5 separate regions of the Homo sapiens genome follow, and all the other regions are linked to region 2. Evidence: chromatin loops called from intact Hi-C (ENCODE). Cell type or tissue: B cell. All regions are shown on one strand. Region 1 has its middle 180 kb from the start of RDH14. Region 2 overlaps SMC6 (structural maintenance of chromosomes 6). Region 3 has its middle 14 kb from the start of MSGN1. Region 4 has its middle 270 kb from the start of KCNS3. Region 5 overlaps KCNS3 (potassium voltage-gated channel modifier subfamily S member 3).

The links. Peaks named below come from ENCODE experiments on the same cell type or tissue, not always from the same donor. Only the 100,000 strongest peaks of a DNase experiment are listed, where the experiment ranks them.
Region 1: it touches region 2 in a loop (22-fold over the local background); 26 of 110 quality-filtered maps call a loop at or near these places.
Region 3: it touches region 2 in a loop (19-fold over the local background); 65 of 110 quality-filtered maps call a loop at or near these places.
Region 4: a loop joins it to region 2, with 21 times the contacts of the local background. A loop is called at or near these places in 11 of 110 quality-filtered maps.
Region 5: a loop joins it to region 2, with 17 times the contacts of the local background. A loop is called at or near these places in 2 of 110 quality-filtered maps.

What each region holds. Positions count from the first base shown.
Region 1 is chr2:18,375,161-18,380,160 of GRCh38, reverse strand. No RefSeq gene overlaps it. Among named protein-coding and RNA genes, the nearest start is that of RDH14, 180 kb to the left of the region's middle. In B cell, CTCF peaks have their summits at 1,703 and 1,905 (motif pointing right); a DNase peak (open chromatin) is centred at 1,920; H3K27me3 peaks cover 264 bases.
Region 2 is chr2:17,717,614-17,722,613 of GRCh38, reverse strand. It overlaps SMC6 (structural maintenance of chromosomes 6), which reads left to right. Exons shown (of 28, transcript NM_001142286.2): 10 at 1,353-1,472; 11 at 1,576-1,674; 12 at 4,391-4,537. Among named protein-coding and RNA genes, the nearest start is that of SMC6, 34 kb to the left of the region's middle. In B cell, CTCF peaks have their summits at 2,658 and 2,861; a DNase peak (open chromatin) is centred at 2,853; H3K27ac peaks cover 1,532 bases.
Region 3 is chr2:17,828,228-17,833,227 of GRCh38, reverse strand. No RefSeq gene overlaps it. Among named protein-coding and RNA genes, the nearest start is that of MSGN1, 14 kb to the right of the region's middle. RefSeq lists a silencer at 2,640-2,769 and an enhancer at 2,767-3,267. In B cell, CTCF peaks have their summits at 2,292 and 2,498 (motif pointing right); a DNase peak (open chromatin) is centred at 2,497; H3K4me3 peaks cover 815 bases; H3K27me3 peaks cover 341 bases.
Region 4 is chr2:18,146,937-18,151,936 of GRCh38, reverse strand. No RefSeq gene overlaps it. Among named protein-coding and RNA genes, the nearest start is that of KCNS3, 270 kb to the right of the region's middle. In B cell, a CTCF peak has its summit at 2,086 (motif pointing right); a DNase peak (open chromatin) is centred at 2,106.
Region 5 is chr2:17,916,229-17,921,228 of GRCh38, reverse strand. It overlaps KCNS3 (potassium voltage-gated channel modifier subfamily S member 3), which reads right to left. Exons shown (of 3, transcript NM_002252.5): 2 at 3,358-3,549. Among named protein-coding and RNA genes, the nearest start is that of KCNS3, 40 kb to the right of the region's middle. In B cell, no CTCF peak of the experiment used is centred here; no DNase peak of the experiment used is centred here.

The sequences.
Region 1 (5,000 bases), 660 kb before region 2:
AGTTTGCAATAGGGTTCAGGCTCCTGAGAAACTAATGCCTCCACTGATGTGACAGGAGGCGGAGCTCTAGGCGGTCATGTGAACGATGCGGAGTGGCTGTAAATACAGATTATGCTTCCCTCCCTCGCCTGCAGCTTACCTCCTGCTGTGCAGCCTGGTTCCTAACAGGCCACGCACTGGTACTGGTCCATGACCTGGGGGTTAGAGGCTCCTGATGTGAAAAATAGACAGATGATATAGAGATACAGAATCTCTCAACATTAGCCCTACTGACATTTTGGGTCAGGTCATTTTTTTTCTTGACAGGGACTGTCCTGTCAGGACCATAGGGTATTTAGCAGCGTCTCCTGTGGTCTCCACCCACTAGATGCCAGCAACACTCCCACTCCACGACAACCAAATATGTCTCAAGACATTGCCAAATATCTCCATGGAAGAAAAATCACTCCCAATTGAAAACCACCGATATACAGATACGGATGGACATTACATAGATGTAGATATGCATATGTAAATATGTGCACATATAACATGCCCAGGTGTGCACGTGCCTGCACACACACACACACACAAACACGTAAGATTTACTTGCTGTTCATCCCTAACACTAAGGTTGTAGCCTTTGGGGTTCCAGCTTTATGTAGGTCTCGAATTTTCACTGAAACTGTCTGAGGAAGGTACTATTATTATTCCCTGTTGACACTGATAAGCAAACTGAAGCTCTCAGAGATTGAGTAACTTGCCTAATACCACACAGCTAGTCATACTGTGGTGAGATGAGGCGGTGGTCTCTAGTCAGCTATGAACAATCTCTAAAACTTATATCTTTGATTTGGCTGAATCTTACCAACCTTACACCTTCCTGTTCCTCTTCACAATAGTTACCTGTTTATTCAGAATATTGCTGTTGCAGAGACTTCTGTAATGTTCTTCCTCTAACCCTTTATGTCATTTACATCATATGTCTGACCTTCTCTAATGCATCCTCTTGTGTAAAGACTTCCATTTCTCCAAGCTCAGCTCAAGTAACATCAAATGAAACCTAACACTGGAATGTAGACACCCTTCAACTAGAGATTTCATTAATTTTTAGATTCCATAGTTTCCTAACAAGACTCACTGAATAGATACTGTGTTACACAGTCCAGATCCCCACTTCAGGGCCAACATAGCCTGGTCTCAGCGTCTGGAAATATCAGCTGCTAATTTATAATGTGACCCTGACAGAAAATTGCACTTGACTTTAGGGAACTGGTTTGTCCAAGGTTATACACCTCACAGGAGCTCGCCCATGGCCAATAATTGGCCAATGCAGGGACACAAAGGCCCAGTCTCCCTTAATTTGGGACAATTCCAAAAGGCCATCTCAGCTCCAGAGCTCCCCATGAGACTGGCTGTGGCAGCAGTTCTAACTATGTTGTTATTCGGCTTCTCTTTCTGCACAATTCTGTCTGTGTAACTTCTTCATAGGTGCACCTTCTGAGAGTAATCACCCATAAACCATCTATATGCTACTCTTTGTTTCATAATGATCTCCAGATAATCCAATCAATCCAGTTGATGTCAGCGGTGGATCTAAGATGTGGACCAAAGAGAAATGGATGGAGCATCTGGTAGTTTGTGATACAGAAAAAACACAACTATCAATAAGCATACTGGTATTACATATTTTAAAATCATGTTGCACTTTCTAGTTGGAAATACATTCTTTTGCAAAATTTCTTATCAAACATCCATGAAGTCCTTGAAGGTTTGCAGAAATTCCTCCTAATTCCATGGAAGAGATGTGCATGGCTGTATCACCTATGCCAGTGTCCAGAATAAGAGCCATTCTCCTCCTGACTCCTCATCCTTGGCCTTTGCCTCCCTTCGAGGGTCTCCTGGCTCCACAGTCTTCTTCGGTGAAGAGTTACCCCTATCCAACAGCAGAGGGCAGCAAAGCCTATATTCTGACAACAGAGATTTCCTTGACAGGGATTTTCAGTCTCAGGGCAAATAATTTCAAAGAACTTTGTTACTGAAGACTAAAGCTAATTAAATTATCACTCTGGAGTGAAGATTACCCAGAATTAGTAAAAAACAAAATTTGCATATATTAAGTATACTGACTCCTGGAATAAACCCGAAAGCACAAGGGTAAATCAAACCCAAGATATCCAATAACCTCAGGGCCTCATCTGAAATCTCTGAACCCAGGAGTGAAAGGAATTTGAGGTGAGGCTGTGGCTCCATGAGCTTTCCATCCTCCTTCCATTCAGTCCATTTGTGCTCCTCCCCAACTGATTGGACAAACGCCACTAGGAAGCAAATGTGACAAATCACAGTCATGGCTCCAAATGACCTCAGGAAAGAAGGAAATGTTCCTATTCATAAACATGTCTCCCAATTTATTTAGCATTTTTTAAAAAGTATTTGAAAAATATTTTATAACTTTTCCATATTTGCTTTGCACAGATTTGCACAGATTTGAATACCTTGTATTTCCTTACTTCACTTGCAAACTATGTATTTTATTGAAACTGCATGTTTTAAAACTATGGCTGGTGTATAAAATACAATTGTCTTTTATTAATATCAGAAAAAAATATAAATTATTAATGTAAGCAATTTTTATAGTTTTTTTGGCTTTTCTGTGAAAACAATTATATTACTTGAAGTTAATGATAGTTTACTTTCTCCTTTCCAAACCTCGTACTCCTGCTTTGTCTTATACTAGTTTATTGGCTAGAACAACCAGTAAATGGTTAAAATAAGAGTGGATAGCTGGTATCCTTGTCTTTCCTCATATCTTTGGGGGAATACTTTTAGTATTTTATCATTGAGCATGATATTTTCTGAAGGAATTCTTTAAAATACATAATTTATCCATTCGTAAGAGATTAATAATGATAAAATGTTTAATGTCTTCAAATATTACTTTAAAATTCATTGTGATGATTCCACAGTTTTCTTCCCTCTGTTTCTTAGTATGATGCAGTAGGCACATCGTCCATGATCTCATCCCTGGCAGCTGTGAGTTTGTTAGCCCACATGGCAAAAGGAACTCTGCAGAAGGGATCAAGTTTAAAGATGTTGAGGTGGGGATATCATCCTGGGTGATAGAGGTGAGCCCCGTCTAATTACATGATCCTTAAAAATGGAAGAGGGCGGGAAAGAGTGGGTCAGAGAGATGCAGTATTGGACTAACCCACCATTGTTGGCTGGGAAGAAGGAGAAAGGAAACCATGAGCCAAGGAATGCCATGGCCTCCCAAAGCTGGAATCAGCACACAGTTTATGGCCAGTAAGAGAACAGAGACCTCGGTGCTACAGCCACAGGGTACTGGATTTTGCCAACAATCCGAATGACCAAGGAAACAAATTGTCCACTGCAGCCTCCAGAAAATAATTCAGCCTCGTCGGCACCCTCATTTTAGTGCAGTGAGGCCTCCATCTGACTTCTGAGCTTCAGAACTATAATATGATAAATTTTCAGGATTTATTACATCAGTAATGGAAAACTAATACACATGGCAAATCACATGAAAAGATTTTCTATTTTGAACCAACCTTACATTCTTGGAATAAAGACAGCTTGTCATAAAGTATTAATTATCAATTTGTTATACATCGTCCAATTCAGTTTGCCAAGAGTTTGTTTTGGATTTTCCTCTATCATTAGAAGTGGCCTGGCACTTTCTTTCCTTATACTGTTCTTTTCAGACGTTTCTATCAAAGCTATCCTGATCTCAGCGTTAGGGAGTGTTCTGTGTTACACATCCTAAAATTGGTTGCTGTGGGACTGCAATTCTTTCTTCTATCAAAGCTTTGTAGAATTAACCTGTTTATTCATTTGCACCCTGTTTGATCCTTGTGGGAAGACCTGAAGCACTGATTTAATTTTTTAATAGTTATAAAACCCTGCAGTTTTTCTATATATTCATAAGCCAGTTTTTATTATTTATTATTAGTATTCATTTTATTTGGCTGTATATGACAAAACAAAACAACTTTAAAAAACAGGCCCCTGCCCTTCAATGTATGTAGTTTCACTTACACAAGATAAATAAATTCTAGAGCTCTGCTCACAATATTGTGCCTACAATTAACAACATGGCATTGTGCACATAAACATTTGTTAATAGAGTAAATCTCATCTTAAATGTTCTTGTCATGATCAAAAAAATAAGGCTTAAATAAAATAGAAATTAATTTCTCCCTCACATAAACATAAACTCTCCAGGACTGGTATAGTAGCTTTGCGATGGGTAGAGCCCTAAGTTGTTTCTTCCATGTTTGCCCTAGAGTTTCCAGGATACACTCACAACCAATCTTAGTCCATTACAAGCATCACTATAGCACTTCCTGGGTAGTGCCAGTGCCTTGTAACAGAGTATTCTCAGTGTCTCTCTTTCATCCCCAATACCCTTGCTGTCATTTTTCTCATGTATTCGTATGCTATAATGATGCAACACATTGCTAGCTATTAATACTCTAAGGAATTAATTAAGAATGAGGAAAATAAAATATTTTATTTTACCTTCATTTATCCCTTCTCTGATTTTTTTTTTATTCTTTATGTGGACCCAGGTTTCTAACTTCCATAATTTCCCTTCTTTCTGAAGAACTTCTTTTAACATTCCTTTCAAGGCAAGTCTATTGCTCACAAATTCCCTCAGTTGCTGTTTGTCTGAGAAAGTCTTTATTGTTCCTTTACTTTTGAAGGAAAATTTCTATGGATAATAATTGTAGCTTGGTGGGTTATTGTCACACTTTAAATATTTCACTCCAGGCCGGGTGCGGTGGCTCACGCCTGTAATCCCAGCACTTTGGGAGGCCGAGGTGGGCAGATCAGAAGGCCAGGAGATCGAGACCATCCTGGCTAACACAGTGAAACCCTGTCTCTACTAAAAAATACAAAAAAATGAGCCGGATGTGGTGGCAGGCACCTGTAGTCCCAGCTACTCGGGAGGCTGAGGCAGGAGAATGGCGTGAACCTGGGAGGCAGAGGTTGCAGTGAGC
Region 2 (5,000 bases):
TTCAGTAGCAGTGAAAACAGCCAGATATGTGGAACTGGAAAATGTGAGGAGATGGAGGAGATAGAGACAATTTTCATGAAACCTGGATAGAAAGGGAAGAAGAATTTTAGAGGAGGAGGTGGTGCCAAGGGATGGGTATTGGTGGTTTTGTTTGTTAAGTTGGAAAGATGAGCAAGTAGGGATGAACATGAGTCATGAAGAGGGTAAAGTGGAAACAAAGATGAAAAGATGTGATGGAAAATCAGTGGATTTAGACCTTTGAGAAGATAGAAAAGGGGTAGAATCCAAGATATAGGTAGAGGATGGTATGGGTCTTAAATATGAGGCCACCTCTCTTGTTGCAAAAGGAAGGGATGGCTGCTTTAGATTTGTAGATTGTTGAGGGAGTTTCTGTCTGATGGCTTCTAATTGTCTAAGCTGGAGAGAGGGAATGAATGAGGGAATATGGTGGCAGGGTGTATGAGGTGTATGAGGTTTGAAGAGAATGATAATAGATTGAAAGAATTTTGAAAATGGGAAAGTGCATTAGATAGGGAAACAAAGTAAGGTCTACAGTGTTCAGGCCCAAGTTGAATTTGGTAAGCATGGATGAAGGGTAGAGGCTGTCTACCCAGGTGGACAGAATATGAAGTCCATAAGCTACAGAAATTGTTTGAATATCACAGTATTTGATATTTTTAATTAATTATTAAACGTGAACTCAGTTCCTGGCTAACATGATGAAACCCCGTCTCTACCAAAAATACAAAAATTAGCTGGGTGTGGTGGTGCATGCCTGTAGTCCCAGCTACTTGGGAGGCTGAGGCAGGAGAATCGCTTGAACCTGGGAGGTGGAGGTTGCAGTGAGCCGAGATTGTGCCACTGCACTCCAGCCTGGTAACAGAGTGAGACTCTGTCTCAAAAAAAAAAAAAAAGTGAACTTAGTTAAGAAAATTATAACTTGTTTGATTTTCAGAAATAAATTTCTTCTCATCCTTACATTCTCTTTGGAATGCCTATTGACTCTGCTTTGAGGAACAGACCATCATGTCTATCAGATAGGGAATAAAGAGGGAAAATGGGAAAGTGAGTTTTGGGATTTCTCTATATTTGTGTAGTCTTGAACCTTTAATTCCTTTGCTCTTCATCTGAAGAGTATTTGGCCATTTTTATAGTGCAGAAATTCACAAAATTATTGGACTTACTAAAAGTATACCAAAGAATCAAGAATAATTTTAAAAAATAGAAGTTATTTTTAAACGAATATTTATGTAGTACTTGTTTAGGCATTGTTTTTAAAAGAAATAGATTTGCAAAAATGTGTTTTTTCAACATTAATAAAAAATACGTCCGTTCTGTTTTCTTTTTTTAAGCGGCTTACTGAACTAAAGCGCCAGTGTGTAGAGAAAGAGGAACGTTTTCAAAGTATTGCTGGTTTAAGTACAATGAAGACTAATTTAGAGTCCTTGAAACATGAAATGGCTTGGGCAGTGGTAATTATCACTTAATTACTTGTTCACGTATCTATGTGATATGCAGAATGTATTTGGTTATTATTGTTAATCTGATCAATTTGCTATATAATTTCTTTCTTAGGTCAATGAAATTGAAAAACAATTGAATGCCATCAGAGATAATATCAAAATTGGAGAAGATCGTGCTGCTAGACTTGACAGGAAAATGGAAGAACAGCAGGTAATTACAGTTTTTAAATGCAGATTTAATAGGTTGAATCATATGAAATTACAGATATTAGACTATTTATGACCCACCAAACCATCAGTTTCAGACAGTATATTTGTCTATATTTGAATTGATTGCTTAGGTGAAATAGACCTAAGCTTGTTTTCAAGGCCTGTTGTGGTGACTCTCTTTTGAAAAGAGTACTCTATCCTTGATAAACCTGTCAGAGGCTAGGGCTCTAGAACTCATGCATATTGTCAGTGGAACTTTGTTACTGACAAGACATAGAAGAAGAGCATGAAGCTTTTACTCTTTGGTTCATTAAGGAGTTGAAACACAAAAAGACCTGAGAAATAAAGGGGTGCTAGAATAATATAAATTAGAACCACATTAAAGGTAAGTATCAGAAAGTATGAGAACTCAGAACTGAAAACAATGCCCAGAGATTGCTAAGGGAACTGAGATTTATGGTCCAGAACCAAGATGGCATGTCAGAGGATTTCATATAGATGGAAGGCAAGTAGGATTCATTGTTAGGTCTGTTAAGGTTAATTTCAGCCTGACATCTAAGAGTGCAGGTAGAAACTACCCTATCTAAAATTCAAGAAAGTCATAAAAGTCTTCCACACGGGCCTAGAGGTTACAGAAGTTGAGTGTTGAGTAAAGGCAGTCATTCTCTGTTGAGGCTTTCCATGTGGACCCTTTAACATTCAGCAGATCCACTCTTTATACTCACTCTTTCTGTTTTGAACAGCTTTATTGAGATATCATTCATATACCACATAATTCACCCATTTAAAGTGTATAATTCACTGGGTTTTAGTATACTCACAAGGTTGAGCAGCCAGAACTGTGGGGCTCCTCATGCTGTAATGCCAGAAGTAGAACTCCTAGTTTTTTCCTTCTTTACTCCCCTTCCCCCGCAAATGTACTCAATGTGCCAGTGTAGCTTACTTACCTCTTAGCATTTTCTCTACTTTGCTTAGGAAATTTCTTTCTGGCCCCCAAGCTTGGCTGTGGTATAGAATGTAATCTTTCCTAGCTTGCTTTTTCCTGTCTGCCTCCAAGATAAGCAGATTGATCTTTTTTTTCTTTTAAGGGTTATGACATTAATTCATCAGAGGTAATATATGAGTATGTAAAAATAGGTAAAGATAGGACACTTAGCGATTTCTGGGCTAAGTTTCTTACTCCCTCTTCAGGCAGTAAGTGGAATTTCAACCCTTTCCACCTCTCACCTTAAATTTTCATTTCTGAAAGAATATTCTGAAATTTTCACCAAGTATTTTTCTCTTCTCACCCTCAATTCTCAGCTTATCATCAGGTAAGGCCTTAAATACTTTCCTCCTCAAGCATTTCCCAGTCTAAAATGGAATCCAGTCTGCGTAATAGATGCTCACCTCTTTTTTAAATGGGAAAGGAGGATCATAAGGCTAGGTTATGTTTACTTTTGTAGGCCTTTTTCTCCGTTTAAGCATTTGCATACTCTATGTTGTAATTGGCAAATTTCTGGAGGGTAAAGACTATCTTATTTTATCTTTATATCCTTACCACCTTGTCTTACATAAAGCCTTTCACATTGTGTGTGCTTGATTATTGCTTGTAGAATGACTGTTAAATGGAAGGTTTCTGAAGAAACAGTGTCTAAAGCAGACTTTAAACTTTTGTTAATTTAAAACTGAAAAATAATATGAATTATGTTTAGTTTATATAAAACCTGGATCCAGCTTTCATTTTTATTAAAAAAACAATTCCTCTACTCATTGTCCTTGGGTGCTTTCATGTTTTAATGGCAGAGTTGAATTGTTTTAGGAGAGACCATGTGGCCCACAAAGCCTGAAGTGTGCACTATCTAGCTCCTTGTAGAAAGGTTTGCTGACCCCGATCGAAATAGTTCTCATATTTGTTCCTTCTAATCAGTCCCTATTGCCAGCATCCCAGTTTGGTCCCTAATTGTCTTTGTTCCATAATATATTAACTTCTTACTGAAATCTTTTCCTTTGATTTTTCTGTCTACCCTGTGTTCCAAGTGCTTCCAGAGTAATCTAACATGCAGACTTAGGAGATAAGAGACAGACTTAGGTCGTCTTCCTGTTGTCAAGAAGATTAAGTTGTAAGCTGTTCATTGTAGAATGCGAGGCCCTTCTACCCCTTCATCTCGTCTCCTGCCATTATCCTTTCAATTTAAGCTCTAGCAATATTTAATTTCTAAAGTATTAATACCTTTGTACATGCTCTTTCATCTGCCTCTAACACCTTCCTCAACTTATTTCCTGGTACACTTAGATTAATTTTTAAAATCTCAGCTCAAAATACTACTTGCTCTTTGAAGGCATTCCTGACTTTTTCTGGCCAACCTCTGGTTTGTTTCTCTGTGCTACCACAATTAAAAATAAATGTACCCTACTTTAGTATTATTGTATACAGAATGTATCATCAGTTTGTGTTCTGTTTTTCTGCTAAATTATATCTCTCTCTTTTGTGTTATCTGAGGACATTTGTTATCATGTCTTTGTATCCCAAGAGGATAACACATTTGTTGGATAACTAACTGTGGGTTAAGATCAAATTATATTATAGTATTTTATATAATGTTATGTTATGTTTATTTGCCTGATGTCTTGAGTGAAGTTAAATTTATTATTGGTATATGAACTATAGATAATTATTTTTTAAAATTCTCTCTATTGAAGAAAAAATATACTTCAATAATGTTATTTTCTTAAAGGTCAGACTTAATGAGGCAGAACAAAAGTACAAGGATATTCAAGACAAACTAGAAAAGATTAGTGAAGAGACAAATGCACGAGCACCAGAATGTATGGCATTGAAAGCAGATGTTGTTGCTAAGAAAAGGGCCTATAATGAAGCTGAGGTGAGATAAATTTTCTAAACTGGAATTTTAAAAGCCACACAGCAAATATAAAGGCTGTTCTTCTATCCTTTTTTATTATATTTTATTTTTTTTGAAATAGTCTTGCTCTGTCACCCAGGCTGGAGTGCTATGGCGCCATCACGGCTCACTGTAGCCTCTTATCTCCTGGGCACACGCTATCCTCCCACCTCGGCCACCTGAGTAGCTGGGACTACAGACATCTGTCACCACAGCTGGCTAAATTTTTTTGTATTTCTTGTAGAGACAGGATTTCACCACAATATCCAGGCTGGTCTTGAACTCTTGGCCTCAAGTGATTTACCTGCCTCAGCCTCCCAAAGTGCTGGGATTACATGTGTGAACCTCTGCACCCAGCCTCTTCTATTTTTTTAATTATTATTTTTCTGAGACAGAGTCTCACCCTGTCACCCAGGCTGGAGTGCAGTGGCGCAATCTCAGCTCA
Region 3 (5,000 bases), 110 kb before region 2:
TGAGCTCAGAGGGAGACCCTGACTCTAAAAAAAAATGTTATTGCTCAAGACAGGACATCAGATCTCCTACTTTCTTTTGGTTTAAAAGCTAGTTTCAAGGAAGGATCTGACTTTAGAAGGAGCAAGAAATTTAGGGATCTGAAAATGAATATTAAACTGTTTTTATAGAAAATTTTAAAATAGCAAATCCTGAAGCTAAGGTCCATAAAACTGAAGCAGTGTTTCCAAAGGTAGACTCTTTTTGTTAAACAGGCACCAGAACTTTAGCCAAAGACTAGGGTAGTTTGAGAAGAATTTCCCTGGAATGATAGGAATATTTCTTCCTCTGTTTATCTGCAGAAAAAAGTACTGGCTTACACCACTTAAGAGAACAAATTTCTTCCACAGCCATATCTTGGCCTCTTCAAATACAAGCTGAGCAACGTTTTACCCAGAAGACAGTGACAGTACTGTTAATTTAGTAATCTGAAAAAAAATTTAAATACTCATTTTAATTTTAGTTGTTATGATTTTAAAGCAAGAGTCATAATTATTTTCTGTCCTACTTCGGAGATAGTATCCACAGTCCTCTGTCTTCTGCGGCTGTTGACATCTGTCATTCCTTTGTAGAGTGTTATTCTTCCTGGTTATTAAGATCATCCTTTTTCCTTGATTTTATACCTTCTCTAGAATGTGTCTTCACTGTTTAACAGCTCTGAAAATTCATTTTCATCTGTTCTGAATGTTCTCCCCCATTATATTTGAATATTGCACCTTCTTTATTTTCTCAAGTCTCTCTTTATGGAAATCCATTAGATATGTTAAACATTTTTATTCTCCCTGCCTCTTAACCTCTCTTTCCTATTTCTTATCCTAAATCCCTTTGTGTTGAATTCTGGGTAAATTTCTCATATCTGTCATCCAGTTTCTCTCTCTTCAGTTGTAACCAACCTGAGGTTTAACCCATTTGTTGCCTTTTTAAAAGTGTCCATGACTATATTTTTCACAATTAATAGTTCTAATAGGTTTTTCAGATTTGTTCTATCACGTATTTCTTCTTAGTCTTCATTTTTTTAAACTAACTTTATGCTATGGAATAGGTTGTTCAGTTATTGAAATCTGAAGAGTTGTAATCCTATCTTCTAATTCTGTTGGTTGTGTTTGCTCTTTCTTGTTCATAGTGTGTGTGTTAATTTGTATTATTCTCTCCTCTTAAGACACTTGGAAGACCCGGATTGAAGCTTGTCTCTTTGTCAAGTTTATATCTGCTTCTGCCAAGCACCTAAGGGATATTAATTTTAATGGCCATTTCTACGCTTGGGTTTCCCCAGGCCATGCAGGTAGTATACATTCATACTCTAAACCTATACATGGTGCAGACTCATTGATACACTGCTTCCATAAGGTTCCAAATACACTATTTAGTTCTGCTATAACTAAGAATTCACAGTGCAAAAATTACTGAATAATATTGTAAATGCTGTTTATCAGTTTTCAGTTTTTAGACTTGACTGATAAATGTACAGAAAAAAGTGAATTGTAATTAGATTTATAATTTTTTCCAATGTAAAAATTAGGAATACTTAGGAGAAAGAAATTGACATTTATCCTTTTCAAACATTCTTTCTTTCATATATATCACTTTAAATCGTAAGGTAATCTCTGAAAGGAACCACAGTAGTTGTCTAGGCAAGGAGGAAAGCTAACTTCACTTTGCATTTTCAGTTCTTTCATATTCTTTGAACTTTATTTTTTGCTGTGTAGGTAATTGAAACATGTTTATAATAATTCTGTGATCTCTAGATTGGACTAAAGGCAACAGCTTCTTTAAGTGAGCTTGAGTCTTTGTCTCCAGGATGGACCCTTTATAGGACCGCAGTCTGTGACATCTTGACACACTCCTACCTGCCATAGTGGAAGGAAGAAGTTCATGTACTGCAAACTCTCCTCAGCTAAGCTTCCGACCTTTTTGAGGGGGGAAAAAAATTACCAGAAATCCTTAACTTGAGGGGAAGGAAACAGCATTGACTCCATCAGTCACTGCGGGGAGTTTAATTATCATCTAATCATCACATCTGGCCTGTGACACAAGCTTTTGTACCCCGATTTTGCAGATAAGGACACTTATCTGGCGTTTACGAACCATGTGATTTTGCTAAGTAACTACACAGATGAGCCCTTTTCACCAAAGCACCCGAGTTTCTCACTGTCCCTTTATGAAATTAGAGTCATCAAGCTGTTCCTCTCGCCTTGGTACCAGATCTGTTCAAAGCCGGGCTCAGAGGAAGGCACCTGTCCTTCCCTCCCAGCCCTCAGCAGAGTCCAGGAGCACCAGACTCCGAGGCTCAGCCTGGGCATCCTCGGCGTAACCCATCCGCTCTGCTCTTCCTTATCCACAGCCCAGTACTAGGTCTGCAGAGCGCCGCGTGCTGGCCTGGAAATAAAGTGCTCTGAAGGGATTCCTGGAGTTTTCCAAGCACTGGGGGCCTCCCTGCGAGCGCGATCGTTTGCAGTTAGCACGGAATCCTGGAGGGGGCGCCCGAGGCCTCCCACGAGCCAAGCGCGGACTGCGGGAGCGCCCGCACCACCCCGCGCACTTGAACACCCGAGGGTTGCGGGATCTGCAGCCAGTGACTGAACGCCTGGTGGCTGGGGAAACTTACAGGCAACTCCTCACAGAATATATAGCCTCTGTTCTCAAATAGGATGAGCAGGGGCTTCAAAAAGTTGGGGAACTAGCGTCTGCTTCGGGTACCTGTGTCCTCTGCAGGTGGGAGCAGAGACCTCGCGCTGCCCAATTGCTAAGGGTCCTCGAGTTTGTTAGACCAGCCCCCGCCTCAGAAGTGGAAGCTCAATTATTCCTTCCCAGTAATTAAAATGCACAACCAACAAACAAAAACAAGGCCCTAGTGTTTCTCTGGCACCTTTTGCCTCTTTTAACTAGAGCCCTTTATGACCCAGCCTCTGGCCCTCTGGCCCCCAGGGGCGCACTTTGGCGCCTCCAGCCTCATTAAAGGGTGAAAAGTGGGCTCCAGGAGGCCTCAGACGCTCACCTGCTAGGAGAGGGCTTGGCAGGGGAGCACCGGAGTAGGAAGGACTCAAAGGGCCTCTTTTGCAGTGGCTAAACTCCACAGAGGTAACTAGAGCATATTATTGGATATAAAATTGCTTTTATATCCATATTTGAACCTCTGGGATCTTTGAAAAGTTATTCCCCTATATGAGAAAACCAATCAAAATGCAGAGGCATCTGCACTGCCATACGTCCATTAGCCGTGAATGGGGAAATGAGTCTGTCTCTTCCCTCCCACTGGTGGAGTATATAATCTTTAAGTGTTAATCACAGATAGTACCTGTGCTCAAAAGCCTCCCAAGGAATCATTCCTCGTATGTACATCCTCCTTCTGTACCTTCTATGTTCGGGGTCTTTACCTGAATGAGGGCAGTGCCTCTGAGGGGTCTCGGAGAAGCTCTGAAACCAAATAGCCCTTTACTAGGCAGGAGCCCTGGGAAATTCACCTCACTTCTCTGTGCATCGTTGTTCCATCTGTAAAATGGAGATGGTGATGTCTACCTCGCAGCCTTGCTGGAGGTGTTAGGCTGTGCCGGTTATGCACTGAAGTGAACCTTCCAGAACAGAATGCTCGGGGGCTGATCAGAATCTGGAAATGCTGTCTTTTGCACTGGCTCTTCAAGAGCTTTTGAAGCAGGACCCAGCTTGCTTTCTCACGGCTTCTCCTGCCCTTTCACCCTACTCTATAGTTCCATTAGGAATTCCCTACCTTCTCTCTTCCCACCCTTCTAGCCTCAGTTTCTTTTGTAACCCCTAAATCCCTCCTTCTGCACTTCCAATCCCTGAGAACATTCCTCCATTCCCAAACTTTGGAGTGAACTCACTGTTGAAACCATACTCCTCTCTAATCAATTATAGAACTGAATCCTTCCATGCCTGTAGTATAAACCTCCAGAGGGCAGGGACCCTATATCTCTCTCAGGAACCAAGCACAGGCTAAGAAACATGCTATCAGTTTGTGAATTCCCATTCAGTGAATAAATTTGTCCTTCTCACAGAAGGAGCCGAACACAAAGATATTTGCTAAATTCATCCCCTTAGCTTCATGTTCCAGCCCTTGAGAATCTGTACCCAAACTCATTCTTCCCCTCTATGTCTCATTGCTCATCCCTACAGCATTGATATGGTTTGGCTGTGTCCCCACCCAAATCTCATTTTGAATTGTAGTTCCTATAATCCCCATGTGTGGTGGGAGGCACCAGGTGGAGATAATTGAATCATGGGGGTGGTTTCCCCCATCTTGTTCTCATGATAGATAGTTCTCATGAGATCTAATGGTTTTATAAGGGGCTTCCCCCTTTGCCAGGCTCTCATTCTTCTCTCTCCGGCTGCCATGTGAAGAGGGACATGTTTGCTTCCCCTTCTGCCGTGATTGTAAGTTTCCTGAGGCCTCCCCAGCCATGCTGAACTGTGAGTCAATTAAACCTCTCTCCTTTATAAATTACCCACTCTTTGGCATGAGAACAGACTAATATAAGCAGATTCCTGGCTTGTTCCTTTACTCTTGCTGCTCTGTAACTTGAAATGCCCCGTTCCTGTGTCAGGATCCGAGTTATCTATCTAGGTTCAGGTTCAATACCAGCTCCTCCCCAAAGCCAGGTGCCCCACTAAACAGAAAGCCTCTCTCCATCTGTCTTAGTTCATTCCTGCTGCAATAGAAAATACCTTAGACTGGGTAATTTATAAATAGCATAAATGTATTGCTCGTAGTTACAGAGGCTGAGAAGTCTAAGATCAAGGCACCAGCAGGTTCAGTGCCTGGGGAGGACCTCACCGCTGCTTCCAAGATGATACCTTAAATGTTATCCCCTTCACATGGTGGGAAGGACAAAAAAAGGCAAACAGCTCCCTTGAACCTCTTTGGTAAGGTCACAAATCCTATTCATGAGTGCCCCATTGTTATGATTTAATCACCTGCTAAAGGTCCCCACCTTTTAATACTATCACA
Region 4 (5,000 bases), 430 kb before region 2:
TAGGAAGTGGGCAACCCATTCACCACATTAGGAGTGAGAATAGCCATGTTGACCAGGGTAGGGCTAAGTTCATGTTAAAGATCCTGTATGAGTTTGCTGGGGCTGCCTTAACAGAGTACCACAAACTGAATGACTTATACAAGAGAGATTCAATGTCTAAAGGTTCTGGAGGCCAGAAGTCCAAAATCAGGTTGTCGGCAGGGCTATGCCCCCTCTGAAGGTGCTGGGGAAGGGTATGTGCCAAGCCTCTCTCCAACCTTTTGGTAGTTCCTTGGCTTTGTGGCAGAATTCTAATCTTCACATGACGTTCCCCTGTGTGCATATCTCTGAGTCCAACCTTCCCTCTTTAATAAGAACACCAGTCATATTGGATTAAGAGTCCACCTCCTTAACTAATTATATCTGAAATGAGCCTTGATATGGTTTGGATCTGTGTCCCCACACAAATCTCATATTGCATTGTAATCCCCGGTGTTGGATGTAGGGACTGGTGGAAGGTGATTGCATCATAGAGATGGATTTCTCATGAAATGGTTTAGCACCATCCTCTTGATGCTGTTCACAAGATGGTGAATGAGTTCTCACGAGATCTGGTTGTTTAAATGTGTGGCACCTCTCCCTTCACTCTTTCTCTTGCTCCTGCTTCCACCATATGAGACATCTGTTGCCCCTCTGCTTTCCACCATGACGAGAAGCTTGATGGGGCCTCCTTAGAAGAAGCCACTGTGCTGCCTGTACAACCTGTGGAACCATGAGCCAACTAAATCTCTTCTTTTTAAATTATCCAGTCTCAGATATTTCTCCACAGCATTGCAAGAACGAACTAATAGAAGCCTGTTTCCAAATAAGGTCACATCCTGGGGTACTGGGGGTTAGGACTTCAACATCAATAATTTTAGGAGGATCCACTTCAACCCATAACAAATACCTTCCAAGGAATACAAACCACAACCCAGTTCTCTAACATAGGAAATAGAAGTTGCACTGGCTGATTTCTAAGGGCCATTTCAGCAGGATCATTTTACAATTTTATCTGGAGGCAGAATTCTATCACAAATTCTGCATATTACAATTATGTGGAGAAGCTTCTGAAAAACACCATCTCTGCCTTAGACCAATTAACCAGGCTTTCTAGGGGTGGGTAGAGTCTGGACATTTTAAGCCCCTAAGTGATTCTAATACATTTTGAGAACTACTTGTCTATAATATTTCCCAAGAACAGGCTGAGATTACATGGTAGGAGTCCAAACTATCATCCCATGCAAAATACACAAACTTAACCTTTTTCCACATAGGAATATATATAACAAAAGTAGTCACAAATGCTCATTATAGATAAGAAAGTAGCTATAATTCTGAGGCCAACCCCTAGAGTTTCAATCAAAATTCCTATTTTAGTGATAATGTGGAGTAGGTATCACTTTTTAAGACTCTCTGGCTGAGTTTAGTCTCCTTTGTCCTCGCCTGTTTCCTGGTAACGTAACATTGGTCCTATGTCCCTTTGATTGCATTTTAATTGACTGTCCTCCCCATAGGCAGTGTGCTCCCTAAGGGTTAGGTCTGTGCCTTAGTCATCATTCTAACAATTATGCCTGATACATGCATAGGAGATATTTTTGCATGAATAAATGAGTGAATTAATCAATGTGAAGACTCAGGATGGAAAGTTCAAAGCAAGAAAATTGCTTTAGTCATTTGGAAGCTTAGTCCTTTGGACTATATTGCTATAGTCATTTGGAAGAATAGCATATTTGCCATTTTGCCAATAAAGTGTTTATTTAATTTTATGACTTTGATTGAAACAATCCTCATTTGACACCAAAGTTAAGAACATAGTGAGTTCTGCTCTCTTCTTGTAAGACTATGGTTTCTAGCAAAAATACTCTACAAAGCAAATGAGTCAAGGCATCAGACACTTTTTCTAGAGACTAGTAGCTTTCTCCTTTGGAAATAAAGTAAGACCTCAGAGATTTATGGGAAATCACGAAGGATGTAAAGCAGAATTGCTTGTCAGGCAATATATTGCCATGATTTGAATATCCCTTCCAAAACTCATGTTGAAGCTTAATCCTCTAGGTGGCAGTATTGAGAAGTGGGCCTTTAAGGGCTCTGCCCTCATGAAAGAATCAATCCACTTACGAATTAACGGATTAATGGGTTAATGTATTATTGGGTTATCATGAAAATGGAACTGGTGCCTTTATAAGAAAAAAAAGAAATACCTGAGCTAGCACATTACATGCTTAGACCCTTCACCATGTGATAACCTGAACCACCTCAGGACTCTACAGAGAGTCCCCCACAAGCAAGAAGGTGCTTACCAGATGGCCCTTCAACCTTGGACTTCTCAGCCTCTAGAGTAATAAGAAATAAATGCATTTTCTTTATAAATTACCCAGGTTCAGGTGTTCTGTTATAAGCAACAGAAAACTGATTAAGACATATAAGTACGCAGAAAAGTTCTTACACAAAACAGAATTACACACATTACTACTTCCTGGGAATCCAAATGAATGACTCTATAATATGACAGAGGCCTTTACACAAATCTTCTTATGGCCTCATAGCTTTCTCTTCTAAAAGGGAGGTCCCAGTAACACAGGGCAATAATTATGCTTATTTTGCAGGAAACTGAAATGTAGAGATACTTAAAAATGCAAAGTTTTATCTAAGTAAATTCATATTCACTGAATACCTGCTATATCCCATGCATGGTGTTTTGGAGAGAAAATAGAAGTTAAAATAGGGCCCTTGACTTAAAGGAAATTTCTTTCTAACATGGGAGAAAAAAACACTAAATAGTTATTATATCAGACAGGATATTATCTCTGCAGCAAAATGCTCTCAAAAAAGCATGATAGCAGGTTAAAATGAAGATAATAGCCAGAAGATGATGGGAAAGTGATATTGGAGCAGATGTCTAAAAAGGATCAAGTTTTGATAGGTATGTGGAAGAGATCCTAATAAACGAAGAAAAATCAAGGCAAGAATAGAGGTAGGAATTACCATCATCAGGGAAGGGTGACCCACTCAGTTTCCCAAAGTGTGAAAATAAATGAGGGAGATAATCATGGGAAGGCAGTTTCAGAGCAAATCTCTAAGGGCCCTGAAAGCTTAAGAAGTTCGACATTAACTTTGAAGGCAACTGGCAACCATGGAATATTTTGAGAAAGTTCTTATAACTGAAGCAACACTAAAAGAAGATTAATCTTTCAATAAAAGTTTAGGATATAATTTAAAAAGGAAAAATGGAAGCAAAAACCAAGTATGATAGATGAACTCAATTATAATGTTGGGGAGAAGATGGAAAAGAAAACACAGGCCAGAGCCACATGACAAAGAATTGATTAACAGTTCCTGTCCCTGATGGCATCTGAGCACATGCATTCGTGTCTCTGTCTTCCAGAGGGCCCCTGGAATAAAAGTAAGTGAATATGCCTATAGGAGCAAAGGTATCTGAAGAGAAAACTAATCTGCCAATAAAATGGAGAAAACCAACTACCTTATGAAACGATTACTTCAGATCTCCAGTCATTAGAAAGACACTACCAGCATGAAGAAGGAAGATCAAGATAAATAGAGAGAATAACTGATCCCATGAAAATAAAGATAGTTCAGAATATTAAAAAGAAAAGCTGCTTTAACTAGGATTCTCAAAGAAATTCTAGAAGGTAGTACAGGATGGTATAAAATTGCAATAGAGAATAAGAAATAATTCTAGGAATTTCAACATCAAGTCAAGAAAAGCTCCAGATAATAAGGCAGAAAAAAATTAAAAATTTAAGAAAACATTGAGATATATAGAAGATTAATTTAGGAGGTTGTAATTAGACATTTTAATTAGGAAGCAGAGATACTATGTATTATGGGATAAGAGACTTGATGTAGGTATTAAATCTTACCCAACTGCAGAAAGAACTTGTAGGGGAAATTAAAATCTAGAAGAGGATCTTGAAGACAAGAGCAGTCAACCTGAGAAGAAGCTAACCACGCTCAGCCATCAAAACAAGACTTCAGAGGAAAGGATCTTGGAGAGGTGTCTGGGTAACTGGGCCTCCACTTTGCTCCTTGGCTGCACTACTAGTGAGTCTGCTGCCATGTGTCTGGGTGTGGGCTTGGGGCCACTGTAGGTGACAGAGTCAATGATCAGGAGAAAGAGCTGGGGACATAGCAGAAGAGAGCAAGAAAAAGGTGGAACCTACAGACAGAGAGTCTGTCTGTCACCACAGCTAAGCACAACAGCCCTCAGAGGGCAATGCTAGTGCTTTATGTCAGCCTTCCAAGTCTCAAGTAACTCCTCATTTGGCCAAATCTAACCCAGAACGCGCAAGGGAAGGGGATTCTAAGAAACGAATTCCAACTTAACCACTGAGATCCAAAATCTGCTCAATAAAAGTTTGAAAAAGAACACAGAAAAAAGAATTGAGAAAATTATCACTGGAGTGAAAGAGGGGAAAAGAGAGACACACGTCTTCAGATTAGAAGGCACAACAAAGACAAACTCGGTTGTATTTTTCAAAGACCCACACCTAAAACACTTTTGTTAAATTTTGAAATACCAGTGATAATCAGAAGCTCATAAATGCTTCCAGAAAAACAAATTATATAAAAATATATAATTTGTTTGAAGGACTTTCACTAAATGTCTTATCACAAATACCAAGGACCATAAGACAAAATGGCTTGGAAGCTAGGGTTCTACACTCCAAGTGCAAGGGCCAAGGAGGTCATTTTCACGGCAAATATCAAGATATCAGTAAGCTTATTTTCAAAATACCCTTTCTGAAGAAGTTGCATGAGTGGATTTTCTAATATAATAGTACTAAGTCCAAAAAAAGAGAAAGATATGAGATATTTCAAATATGTCAGCCATGTGTAGATTAAAAATAGCTCCATATGACAGCTCTGCAACAGGACTAGAAAATTATCAGTTTAAATTAAAACAGGAAATCAGTGAGCTCCACAAATCCATCTTCTCAAAAAGTAGACACTTTCTAAGT
Region 5 (5,000 bases), 200 kb before region 2:
TTGTACATGTTAAAATTCTCCATTAAAAATGTTTTAAGAAAAATGTGCTAAGCATCTTTTTTCAGGCTATGCACTGTGGTAAGTGCTTTCATATACACTATTATTCACTCTTTTATTCTCAACAACTGGTGCAGTACATAGGCACTAGCAGGCAATGAGTACATGTAACTGAATGAATGAATCATTGTCTTTAATTCTCTAACAGCCCTAAGTCATAGACCTTAGACTCCCGTGTTGCAAATGGGGACATCTGAGGCTCAGAATTTGCCCAACGTTGTCCACCTTTTATGCGGCAGACTCTTTCCACAATGCCTCAAATATGAGTATTTAAAGTTTATTTTTTTAAGTGGGAGGAGGTAGAGACTGGCTGATGTTCTCATTTGCATATTATGTCAGCCATACTGTAAGGAGATTGACATTCACATGCTGAAGACACATGGGGTCTAAAATCAGGCACATCTGAGGGTACAGTGGCATTGGCCACAAAGTAGAAGACCCAACTGCTATTTTCATTCTCTTCTTAAAGCTAAACTTAGCTTCACTGTATTGATTCTCCTCCCTACTATCAACCCACATCACTCATGGTGAGAACACTATATATACAGTATTTGACCACCTTGTCCCTCTTGGTGTTTATAAGATTGAAAAGAAGAAGAATATGTCAAAAATCCAAGAAACTCCCTGGCAGCGTAAAATGAAAACTACCATTGATTCAGTTGTCTCCAACTGGCACCCTGTAAAGCTTTTTCAAAGCCATTAACCTTTTATTCGCCTCCTCTTGGTCCACTTCCTGCTCTTGTTGCTTCATGCTCTCAAACTCACCTAAGAAAATATTCTCAAAATTGTGTCTTTTCAAGGCTGACTCATACACATATACACAAGCTCATGGCTGTCTCTGATAATGCACCTGCTTTGCTCAGAAAAGTAATGAAAGTATTATAATACAAGCCAATTTGTCTTACTGGACAGAACTGCTTTTTGGTATCAATTTCATAAAAGTAAATAAAAACCCAGATTTGTTTTTCCTTCTTGTTTTGTAGATGTCCAAAAATCTACATTAATCCTTTTTCATCAAAGAAAAAAATACACCATTTTCAGCATTTAACACTGCCTTCTTTTTGGAACATTCTTCTAAGAGTTTTCTTTTATTCTATTAAATTTAAAAAGAAAGCTCATTTTGATTTTTTTAAAGAGTAGGTCATGCTAAATTCAATTTCTGGTCATGCCATGTGGGGATATACAAAATGGAAAAACCAAGCAAACGTAAACAGAATTGGAAACCTAAACTCAATCCATACCCATGTCTCCTCCTTACCAACCTCCTACCAGGTGCCTCCCTGGTAAGAGTCTTCTCTTACAGCATTGTCTGAGCATGGCGAGGATCCTACATGGAGCCAACACCTCCAGTAGCTTTCCAAGTGGTGCAGCCCAGTCCACTGAGGAAGGCTTGCTGTAAAGCGTGAATCCCACCGGCCAAACAGTCAGGCAAGAAAACTCCCTGCCAGGTCTGTTCTGCGCTGGACATGTTCTGACAGCATGGGCCACAGTTGGACAACACATGAATGACACAGGTCCATACAATTTGCAGGGTCCCAGGGTGCTCTATTCCAGAGCATTCATAAACTGAATGCAACGTTTCAATGTTGAACTTAACAAAACAAAAACAGCATGTCCTCTTATTCATGCTGAATTATCAGCATCAACTAGCAAAAAAGAGGGAAAGACTAGGATTCTGAAAACTTGTGTCTGAGCTGCCTCTTCTTATCTGCATGACCTTGGGCAGGTGAAGTCTTCATCTATAGAAGGAGTTTATAAACCCACCTTGAGGATAAAATAACAAATGTAAAAGTCTTTTGAAAACATAAAGCACAAGCCACATGTAAAACTGTGTTCCAAAAATAAAAGACTGATATAATGGTATTTCTACCTTCCCCCACTTCCTTCCCCTATTCCCTTCCCTTCTCTTACTCCCACCAACTAGTACAATCACATTAAAGTTGTACTCACTCCCTCTGGATCTGTATTTAGTGTGACTGCTACTCTCTGGAAACTCCAGGGATCTCTGTAATTCACACAGCTCATCTCCAAGCAGAGAGCTGCTCAGAAGGCTGAGTGATTTAGTGAGCCAAACAACCAGAAAGCTGTCCTCTTTGTAAAAAGCAAAGAATCGTAGATGATAGCTTTTCAAACAGAAACAGGAAAAACCTGGACTTTACCACAAGAGGGGCCCCTAGCCCTGCTGTAAATACTCCATCACATCTCCAGCTGAGCCAGGTTGCTTGGAATCAAGCACATACAGAGGTCTGTCATGGGAAAGCTCTGCTGCCCAGGGGAGGGAGTTTTGGAGAATTTGGGCCCAGGCCAAATTAATGGTTCTCTCTTCTCTACCCTCTCCCATAGCCCATTTGTGTACACCTTGATTTTAGCACATATCACAAGGCATTATGATGTTATCTACAATTCTCCTTATTCCCCACAAGTCTGATTGTTGCTCACTCTAGACTCCAAGCTTCGCTGTGGAAGGGACCATGTATTATCCTCTTACAGCTATAGCCCCTTATGCTAAGTGCTGCCCACAATCTAGTAAAAGATACTTGCTTTTATCTGGAGGAATTAACAAAGGCTATTACTACTTTTGTCAAAGAGCTAGCAGAATGATCTAGAACAGGCATGGCAAAATTAAATACCTCCGGTGACCAAACAAGTCAAACAAATGAGATGGTTGGGGATGGTGGTGAACTGTCCCCACTTGTCTAAGAGGCAGAGGCTACTCAGCACTAGAATCCTTTTTAGGAACAGAGGCCCAGTATAGACATATCATTCCGTCTTCCCAGGAGAACCTGGAAACCCTGATCCTTATGTGGAATATCTCAAGTTTAGTTAGAATTGATCCAACATGTTTGAAGCATGATGTGGCTCAAACAAAGATGTGCCTCTGGCCCAGGTACATCTGATGAGCTACCCAGTCTGTGACCTGAGCCAGACTCTGACCAATTCCAGTCCACAACACACATTTTAAGCCAGACTGGCTAACATGAACACAAATGGAACCTAGTTACAATAACAGTAGTGTCATTCTCTCAAGTCTGAACTATAAATGTCAAAAAAGGGAGAGGGAGAAAATGTGAACCACAGCATTTTCTAAAGTTGGCCAGTGGTGTCCCTTAATATAACTCCAATCTAATCCTTTGAGACCAACACTTTTCTTCCCATAGTCATCTGTCCCAACTGCCCAGTGGATTTGACCATCAGAAGTGTCTAACTTTCATCTTTCTCACTACACTGTAACGCTCATTCTCATCCTCCTTTGATAAATAATGGGTGCTTGAGAAAATAAGATAGAATGGCAACTCTTACCCTTGAGGTGGAGATGCCACACGCTCTGCCTTCATCCTGCCCGGTGGGACGTCCATCATCATCCAAGAAGCTCTGCCCTTCTCAGCACACTGGAATGTGTGGTGCACATAGGCATTTGGTGGCCAAAAAGAAGGGAAGAATCCTGTTCTCTGGTTGTACAGGCCAAAGCAATCACTGGAAAATCACTCTCACCTGCAGAAAAAACCATCAGCCAAGCTGTAACTGCAAGGAAGAAATACACCCAAGACATTCTACCTCAGGATCAACACTCTGGGCACTTTGCTGATGAGACTCAAATCTGAAAGCCCCACCTAATTCTCAGCAAGTGGGGGGTGGTCTCTTCCCCCTGTGGAACCATCACTGCCATTGGACATGTGCTAGGTTTAAGGATCCTCAGAACTCAACAGTAGTGAAAGTCTTAGGATTCCTCTACTGACAGAGGCCACTAAAACATCTAAAGATAAAACCAGGCACTAGAATTAGGGCTGCAGTTACCTACTCCCACATGGTTTCTTATAGAAGTGTTATTCTCCCAGCTAATTCATCGAGATATACTTGTAAGCTTCTAAATGAACGCATTCTAATCCATTTCAAAATCTACCTTCTGGGTATTACTGCTATAATAGAATTAACACTGCTGCTCTAATTTGAAATCAATAGATTTCAAAGGCTGGCCAAATTCAATTTTGCTTTATTTGCCCATTATTATATTTCACAGATCAGAAATGACACAGGTGCAATCACAGTTTATGTGTGTGGTTATGTATATGAAGTGTGTGTTGGGGGGATGTTTTAAGTTTCTGTCACAACAAATAAAAAGCCAAATTTCAGTTTCTCTCTCTGAATAAATTTTAAAAGGCAAAAAAAATCCAGTTTCCACCCAGGTAAGCCTTGCCTCATGCTGATGCATTCCCATACATTGGTACTAGCTTCTAAGCATCCATCCATTGATTTTCATGTTTTTCAATCCACACCAGGTCCAAAAGGGGGAGGGAAAAAAAAGAAGAAGAAGAAAATATTGATTCTGATAAAAAAAAAAAAAAGTGCCTCTGGCTAGGCCAGTGATTAAACAAACATTCACTGTGGTTTATGATCTGCTGGGCATTATCTTAGGCACTGGGATTATAAACCAGATGCAGTGCCTGCCCCCAGTCCCTCAAGAGCTCTCAGGCCCAAAACCAAATAAACAAGTGAATAGCATCCTAACAACATCAAGGGGCAATGGAGGGGGAATGAAGCAGGAACACAGTTTCCAAGTTGTCCCAGCAACAGCAGAGCAATCCTTCAGCACATCTGGACTTTGCAGAGGGGTAAATTCCCACCTCCAACAGAGATTATACTGAAGAAAGATCCAGAAGCCAAATGCAGCTCCACCCAAACTGAACTTATAAGATGGAACACTTAGCAGAGGAGGTAGAGAAATCTCAACAGGGTAAGTAAAATCAATTCAGGTGCTAAACTCCTCCTCCTTCCTCCTCCATGCTTTCCTCCTCCTCCCCTTCCTCCTCCTCCTTCTTTCTCCCTCTTCCTCCTTCATGGCCTCTCAGTGGCATGTCCTTGGGTCAGCCTCAGTTCTCTGCATTCCAATGAAACACAGAACTGCTGCTGCACCTTGGTAAAAGGATATAGCACACACATAGTTT